2 separate regions of the Homo sapiens genome follow, and region 1 is linked to region 2. A link is a loop called in an ENCODE intact Hi-C map of the cell type or tissue named here. Cell type or tissue: PC-3. All regions are shown on one strand. Each heading gives the region's core, and the rest is flanking DNA. Links, peaks and the distances in the headings are about the cores only.

Region 1 (4,400 bases), core at 82-4,081, 100 kb before region 2:
ACGTGTCCAGAACACTTACATTGGCCTCTAGTTGAACAGAATCATCTGCATCACAGTCCACGGGAGAGTATCACGGTTTACTCTTGTGATGGCGTGGCTGATTGACAGCCGCAGCTTGATGCAGCTGCCCAGATTGTGAGAGTATCACACTGCATATTGCTAGCCTGGGAAAAGGTCAAAATTCAAAATTTGAAGTACAGTTTCTAGTGAATGTGGTACATTCTCACACCATTGTAAAGTCGAAAATTTTAAGTTGAGCCATTGTAAATAGAGGATCATTGTACTTAATATCATTGAGCTGTACACTTAAAAACAGTTAAGGTGGTTAATTTTATATTTTGTGTATTTTACCTGACTTTCTTGCAAAATCTTAAATGAGGCAAGGGAGTAAGATGTGCAAATATCTGGGAGAAGCCAGAAAGGAAAGAACCAGTACAGAGGCCTGAAATGTGCGGGTCAAGGACACCTAGGTGAATGGAATGGGCAGTGGGAAGAGAAGGAGGAGGTAAAGTCCTGGCCAGATCACATAGGGTCTTGCAGGTCATTGAAAGGAGTTTGGCATTTTCTCTGAGTAATATTTTAACCAGATCACTCTGGCTACTATTTTAAGACAGCTGATGGGAGCAATGGTGGACTCAGGAGGATCAGTTAGGAGTCTTTGCAGTAATCTGGGTGAGGGATGATGGTGGCTTGGACCAGAGTTGTCACAAATGGTGAGAAATGGTCAATTTCTAGATACGTTTTAAAGTTAGAGCTAACATGATTTTGTTATATATTGGCTATGGGGTGTGAGAGAAAGAGAGGAGTCAAGGACAACTCTAAGGTTTTTGGCCTGAACAACCAGAAGGATGGAGCTGCCATTAAGTGAGCAGGGGAAGACTGTGGGAGAAACAGAGTTTAGGAGAGAAAGTCCAGGAGCTTCAGTTTGGATGAGGTTTCCACTTGGAAACATTGATGCGACAGTTGGAGAGGCATCTGGATTTCAAGATGAGGATCTTGGTAGAAAATACAATTTGAATTATCAACGTGTGGATTACACTTAAAGCCATCGGATTCTATGAGTCACCGAGGGAGCGTATACAGTGAAGAGATTCGAGGACTGAGCCCTGGACCAGTCCAATGTTCATAAGTAGGGGAGATGAGAAATGCCCAGCAAAAGAGGTGAAAAGATGTGGACAAAAGGTTTGAAGAGAAGTCAGATGTCTGTGATATTCTGGAGATCAAGGGAAGAAAATGGTTCAAGGAGAAGGGAGTGCCACATGATGTCAAACACTACTGAGAGTTCCTATTAATGAGAACTAAGAATTGGCCATCCAATTAAGCTACATGGGGATCAAACCTGATTGGAGTAGATTTAAGGGAGGAGAGGAATTGTAGTCTGTGAGTCTAAACAGATTATTCAAGGAGTGATTATGTGGGAATAGAGAAATAGGATTGTGTCCTTGGGAAAGTAAGAGAGGATGGGACTCAGGGCCTGTACAGGAGTGGCTTCGGCACAGGCAGCTGGTCCACAGCAAAAGGAGAGCGGAAGTCATGGACACAGGCACAGGGTGTGGCTAGATGTGGAGGTGGCAGCTTGAGGAAGTACTCTTGCTAGGGTTGCTTTTTCTCAGCAAAATAAGAAGCAAGGTCGTTGGCTGAGATGGATGATAGTGGAGGAAGTGTGGGAAGTCTAAAAAGAAAAAAGGCATAAAATATTCATTTGCAGAGTGAATGGGTTCATAATTGCCAGGTAGCAATAAAGGCCCATGCAAGGTTAGTGGTCATGAATTGAAGTTAGGCCAGCCAGGAAGATGGTGTGCTTTCCCCCAACATGTTGGCTGTGTGGGCAGAAGCTTGGAGTTCACCATTGTTAGAGTTTTGCCAGACAAATACAACGAAACTAAAGAAAGGTATAAAGATGAGGGGTTATGAAAAAGAAGTGACTAATGTGATGAAGCATGGAATTGAAGCCAAGTCAGATGCGGAGAGAGAGCCTGAGGGGAGCAGGACGAGTTAAAAGGTGGAAGGGCCAGACTTCCCCTGGGTGGAAGGATGGGTGGTGGTGGGATTTCAGGGGCAGCGAGCTGGGAAGTTTAAGGAGGTGCTGGCCAGAGAGGGAGTTGCACCAAATTGAGACTGCAGAGGGAGTGCAGTTGTTATTGAGGACAAGCTTTAGATTTGGGCCATTTGCATATTTGATACAGTAAAGGACAAGATCCTTGGAGAAGAGGAGCTCACAGACTCAGGGAAGCAAAAAGCCAGCTCCACAGAGTTGTAGTTCTTAGAATGATGACAAGTGGGGTTGGTGAAAATGATGGTGAACCAGGTGCTGAGATCCATATAAGGAATGAGAGGAAGCCCTCTGGGGTTTGTGGGAGACTTCATGGAGGAGTGGTGGATGCCACAGGCTGCTTATTCAAAGCTGGGGAGCTTTAAGAGAGAAAGAATGGTCTGAAATAGCAAAGGAGTGAGGAAGACACTTGCCCCACCTAGTGGTAGGAGGGATGTGGAAGAGAAAATTAATCCTCCACTTGAGAAGGAGCTATTCTCAGAAGAGAGCCATGTTTCATGAGAGCAAAAAGGGGAAGAGAAGATGTTGAGGATATAGGATATTGTTTCTATCCAGTGTAACCTGTTTCAATTACTTCCCACCATGCTTTGAACCTTCCAGACCAAATCCTTTGCCACCTGCCCGCTACCTCTCTACATTCCAGCCACACTGTCCTTAGCATGTTCCTTGGATATATCAAGTTCTTTCCAACCCTGGGGGCTTTGCACTTGCTGCCATGTTCTTTCCTTTCTTGAAATTGTACCTCTTCCCCACCCCAAACCCTTAAGTCTCATGTTGAGTGTCATTTCCTTAAGAAATCTTGCTGAACACCCTCTTTAAATCAGGTGCTGTGCTTGGTGCCACTGAAGCAATAGGAATCCACACACAGTTTCTATCTTCAAGTTAGTTTACAGTCAGATGAAGCAAAGAGGGGAGCAGATGGTTTGAAAGTGCCCTAAGGGCTTCAATGGGGTAAACCCAGAGCACATGGGAGCACACAGGAGAAACTATTAAATGAACCATAGTGGGGGTGGTGGGGGGGGGTGGGGGTGGGGGTGGGGGTGGTAGTGGAGGTGGGCGGTGGGCAGTGGGAGAGTTTCAGAAAATGGCTAAACAGAGGCCTGAGGATGATCAGGAGTTAATGAGGAGAGGGTGGGGGCTACTGAGAGAGTGTGGGGAGCCATGAGCTGGTCAGGATGGCTGGAATGTAGCAGGATATGGGGATGATGCTATAGGGGTGAGTGTCCCACAGCAGACCTGCGGGACATGCTATGGAGTTGGGCTCTTTCCCGGGGTCTCTGGAGGCCACTAAAGGATGAGTTTTTGTCTTTATATATAAAGAGGTATATATAACAATTTTGCAGAAGAATTATGACCAGAAGCAGAGTATTATCAAGTTTGGCCCCTTCTGTGTTTAGCCCTAGAACAAGTATAGAGCTGCCATCTGGGAGCGCAGTGACCACAGCCTTCTGGGGCACAAGACAAGGCCTAGTGCTATCTGGGCGAAAATTGGCTAGGATCGTAGAACTGCCAGAGCTGCAGAACGTCCTGGACTAGTGGCCTCCCACCCACCACCCAGACAGTTTCATTCACCAGCTTTGTAGTTGGGACACCTTCTCCATGTTATCCTAATGACAAGAAGATAAAAAGCAAGAGAACAATTGAATGGAATCACTATAAAATGTTCCCAGGCCCCTTCCAAACTATAAGCTTTCAGACTTCCTTTCTCTAACTTGAGACTACAGAGTAATACCGATGCCTTGCGAGATGACCGTGACTTAAATTTATTGTGTGCTTAGCAGGTGCCAGGCCCGTGTCACAGCAACACAGGCAGATGCTTTCATCGCCATTTTGTACAAGAGGAAACAGGCACAGAGAGGTTAAGTAAATTACCCTTTGTCACATAGCTAATAAGTGACAGAGCAAAGATTCAGACCCTTGGAGTCTGATTCCAGAGCCCATGGTCTATACCAACACCCATACCACCTCTAAAGTTGGTGTCTTCTAAGTAGTCAGAGTAAGATTAAATCAGGTTCAAACAGTGTGGGACTGAGGCATATCTGGCTGTGTTCAAGACTTTATAAAACTTCTCTGGGATCACTGACCAGAACATTTCACAGCTCAGAATGCTTGTTTTTGACCAGACTGGGGGCATCTAAAGAAAAGCTCTAGGGAAAGGAGGTAGCAGAGCATGGACTGCCTGCCCTCAGCTCCCACTGGCTGGCTCAGCAGGGAGCTCTGGAGCATGGTGGTGTCCGTACAGCCCACAGCCTTCCTGTGCTTTCTCCCTGAGCGTACACACAGTGTCAATGGAAACACAGTCATCACATGTTACATGTCTCTACCAGTCAAGGGCAGAAGCACAAAT
Region 2 (4,400 bases), core at 93-4,092:
AATTTTTAATTTTGATGAAATCCAATGTATCAATTTTTAACTTTTTATGCTTTATGCTTTTTGAGTCTAATAAATTTTTGACTATCCTCAAATGGCAGGAATTTGGATGTAGGTTCTTTTCTAAAAGTTCTACAATTTCAACTTTAAAATTTACTTCCTTGAACTTTTTAACGTGAGTTGAGATGCTTTGTATGAAGCCAGAGGCTTTGTTTCAGAGAATCTTTTCAGGCAGTCTTATAACTCCATTAACTCCGTCTCTGGGTGATAGACACTAAAGCAATCACTTCAGCACTTTGGGAGGCCGAGGCAGGCAGATCGCCTGAGGTCAGGAGTTTGAGACCAGTCTGGCCAACATGGTGAAACCCCGTCTCTACCAAAAATAGAAAAATTAGCTGGGCGCGGTAGTGTGCGTCTGTAATCCAAGCTACTTGGGAGGCTGAGGCAGGAGAATCGCTTGAGCCCAGGAGGTGGAGGTTGCGGTGAGCTGAGATTGCACCACTGCACTCCAGCCTGAGTGACAGAGCAAGATTCCATGTCAGAAAAAAAAAGAGAGAAAAATATGAAAATATGCTTTTTTGCGCGTTACTCTTTCTGACTACTGAAACATAAACTAGCATTTACTGCATTGTGATGCTCTGCCAGACAAACTTTCCTCATCTATAAAACTCGGTTCATTTCATAGATGAGAAAGCTGAGATTCATGGAGTTTAACTACCTGCTATAGATTATACAAGCACAATCAGTCCAGAATTTAAGTTCCTGTCTCATGGATATACTTTGAACTTTCTCATCTTGATGGTATGACTTCTTACGCTTGAAATATATTACCCTTTTTTTCTATGAAAATTATTATTTCTCTAAAGTCAAAATGCATTAACCATATTAAATATGGGCTCTTTCTTCTCAAGCGCCTGTCAGATTGTGAAGGGAACAATCCAATGCTCCTTTTTTCTTTCCTTAGGGGCAGAGGTTTTTGGCACCGTTTGTATCTCCAGTGTCCTGATTCACTTCTGTGAAGAGCAAAGGCAACTGATGGATCAATGCTTGGAGCAAAATGCAGAGAATCACTTCTTTGGAAGTGATTAGCATCTGACATTCTAAAAATGGATGAGCAGAGGGATTAGCCTTTATGCAACTGGGACCCTGAAAAGCAAGTATTAGGTTGGTGCAAAAGTAATTGTAGTTTTACCATTAATTTCAATGGCAAAACTGCAGATGCTTTTGCACCAACCTATATATACATGAGCATACATAGACATTGAGGAATGTATATCACTACACAAAGCCACCAACAGCCATGTTTGTTGGAGGAAGGATCGCCAAGGATCTTTTCTGTGTCCTCTTGGGAGATACAGGAGTGGTAGAAACAGGCCCCTACATGGTGAACACACTTAACCGGTGGCATTCTGACCCTCTCACTGCCCTACCATGGCTTTCAGGCTAATTTATTGATTCTCAGTGCCTCAATTTTCTATTTTAGTGACAGAAACAGTATTGTTTATGTGCTAAACTGACTCCCTATTTACTAGCCCCGTGATTTTGAACAATTTGCTTTATTTTTCTGTGTCTCATTTTCTCATCTGTAAAATGTAGCTGCCATGACACTGATCCAACATGGTTATGATAAGGATTTAATGAACTAAGATGGGTAAAGCTCATGAATGCTGCCTGGTATATAGCAAGGGCTCAATAAATATCTTCAGTTATAGGACAATTGTACATACATACATACATATATATATACACATATATAGATATGTGTGTGTGTGTACCTATATATTTTTCTCAAATGTGACAGAACTGCTTGGTTGTCCTTTTCCATGTAACAAACATAGTAATATAAATAAAGTAATAGTTGGGAAAAAACAATCTTACAATAGTCCCATAAAGTACTGAGCCACAGAGAAGTTAAATATAATGCCCATGTTTATAGAATTCGGAATGATTGCACAGATTACACAATACTTCTTTATTTTCCTGTCCAGATCTGATAGCTTTAGGTGAAGTGGGGAGAATGAGTCATAACTGGCAGGTATCGGAGGGGGGCTAATATCTCTGGCTGCTTTGCCTTAAACACATGATTTATTCCACCCAGCAGTGGCTGAGCTGAGCCTTGAAAACAAGTTTGCCTGGTTATATCCATGCTCACTCTGCTGCTCAGCCTTCTTAGTGCCACATACGGTCAGGAACCCTCCCTCAACAGTGAGATGTTTGTGGGTTTGCTGGTTGACACTGGAAAGGAGAGTGTGGTGACAAAATGAGCTAAGGTGAGAGCAGGGTGTTTCAAAAGCAAATACTGCCTTCTTTACAAGCTTGCCAACTCTCAGAGGAAAGACTGTGATTCTGTCTTTGTGGACCATGGAAGTTCCCTGCACCTTTGTCTATTACAGGACTGTCTTGTCTTACTTATCTGAATGCCCCTAGTGCCCAGCCCAGAGCCTGGTGAATGGTCAGTGTTCCATAACTGTTGAATGGCACTAGATACCAACCATCTTAGCCCTGGAAAGAGCTTGAGTGATCTAAGTTGGAGGGAAGCTCAGAAATAATAACACCTGAACTCCTGCTGGATACAGGAATCTCCTCGCATTATAAATCAAAGAGTGTAGTGGTTTAGAGCATAGGATCTGGAAACAGACTTTCCTGGGTTTAAGTCTCAGCTCCATCATCCCAAATCCTGTAAATATGGGCAGTTTATTTAACTTCTCTGTGCCTCAATACTTTATAGGGATATTGTAAGATTTTTTTCCCAACTATTATTTTATTTATATTACTATGCTTGTTACAAAGAAAAAGACAACAAAGCAGTTCTTCCCCATTTCACAAAAAGTTTCCAATCAACACCAATTACATGGTGATAAATAACTGGAATGGTGACACCTTTGGGTCAAGACTGGCAAGGAAAATGCTATGGTTCATCTCCAACAAGAATATGGCACATTGGCCGGCACAGGTAATGCCAAAACTGAGTCCTTAGTGCTCGGCCCAGATTTGGATCTCTTCTCTGAAGGTAGCAAATCAGGTAAAATAATTGGGTTTTTAAAAAATAAGTTTAAAATGAAGCTCAAGTTAAAAACCCATGCTCTTGACATATTTCCTTTCAAATTTTATATAAAACACACTTTTCCACTCTAATAGCCCAGATTTTTTCTTTACACAGCCCATCACATGGTTGCAGACAGACTCTTCTGCCTTAAGATGTAAACATAGGGAAAAATTGATGACATCTGCATAATACTCTTTCCACACTCTGCTATTACATGGAAAATACAAAACTTTTTTTAAAAAAAGAAAGAAAGGTTCCATCTTAGATTCTCACAACCTCTTGTTCCACAGTTTATGAACCTGACTCTGATACTAAGTTGGCAGTGTGTGTAAGCAGATTTTTGTTTTCAGTGAAGGAAACCTGGAAAAAGATGGATTGAGCTCATTTTCTTCCAAGAGTTATTGAATGGTACATGCTCCTCAAAGCCCTCATTCTCTCTAACTAGAGCACATTTCAGAATCACACAGCCTTCCTTATAATGCTGGCTGTCTTCAGTGGCAAACTCACAGATCCATCCCAGTTGGCTGTTGCGGTTTTTGTAGCTCACACCTTGAACCATGTGGCAGCCAGTGAGCATGATCCGATCTTGAACTTCACCATACTGTAGGTTAACTACTTTGTGACAAAGAAACGCCCTGCTAGTGGTGCCTGTGCACCTAGTAGAGATGAGCTGAGTTCTGAGCCATTGGTCAGGATTATATCACAGTTTGCACGAGAAAACAAATGGGTACTGCCAATATAATCAAGGAAAATTCTGCCCATTTTTGGAGCTGAAATTTTAAAAACCTGCATAGGTGAGTAGAATAAAGGGGTTGCAAGAACACACCAACCCTCCCTACAGCAAGTGAAAGGTAGGACGCAACCCACAGTGGACATAACTGGGCTGGCCTGGGCTTCCCTTGATGCTGGGTTGTGATACTGTAAGATTTTAATAAGATAATATATTTAGCTTATTTAAAACAATGCCTGGTACATAGGAAGTGCTCAATAAATGCTGACCTCCTCCTCTTCCTCTTTCTTCTTCCTCCTCTTTTTCTTCCTTTTCTTTTCTCCTCCTCATCACTCCCTTCCTCTTCTTCTTCATCTGGCTTCTCCTTGGAAATCCTCAATGACAGAGATACACTGAGGCAAACCTACCTTCTCTTTATTTCCATTCATTGATGTCCAACCTGTCTTCCCATGAAGGCTTTCAGACAGCCAAAGATAGCTATTAGTACGTCCAGAACCTTCTGTAAAGTCACACATCTACACTTCTCTCTAATCATGTTTTCTCATTCCATGTGATATCCAGATTTTTTTCCATTTGTTTAAAGCCTTTTCATTGCCTATGGGTGATGCCTTAGTTGCACACGATCCT

What was found. Peaks named below come from ENCODE experiments on the same cell type or tissue, not always from the same donor. Only the 100,000 strongest peaks of a DNase experiment are listed, where the experiment ranks them.
Region 1: it touches region 2 in a loop (2.6-fold over the local background); 7 of 110 quality-filtered maps call a loop at or near these places.

What each region holds. Positions count from the first base shown.
Region 1 is chr1:182,078,696-182,083,095 of GRCh38, forward strand. No RefSeq gene overlaps it. Among named protein-coding and RNA genes, the nearest start is that of ZNF648, 19 kb to the left of the region's middle. In PC-3, for the core only: a CTCF peak has its summit at 2,478 (motif pointing left); no DNase peak of the experiment used is centred there.
Region 2 is chr1:182,179,292-182,183,691 of GRCh38, forward strand. It overlaps the pseudogene YPEL5P1. Among named protein-coding and RNA genes, the nearest start is that of ZNF648, 120 kb to the left of the region's middle. In PC-3, for the core only: no CTCF peak of the experiment used is centred there; a DNase peak (open chromatin) is centred at 2,120; H3K27ac peaks cover 2,101 bases.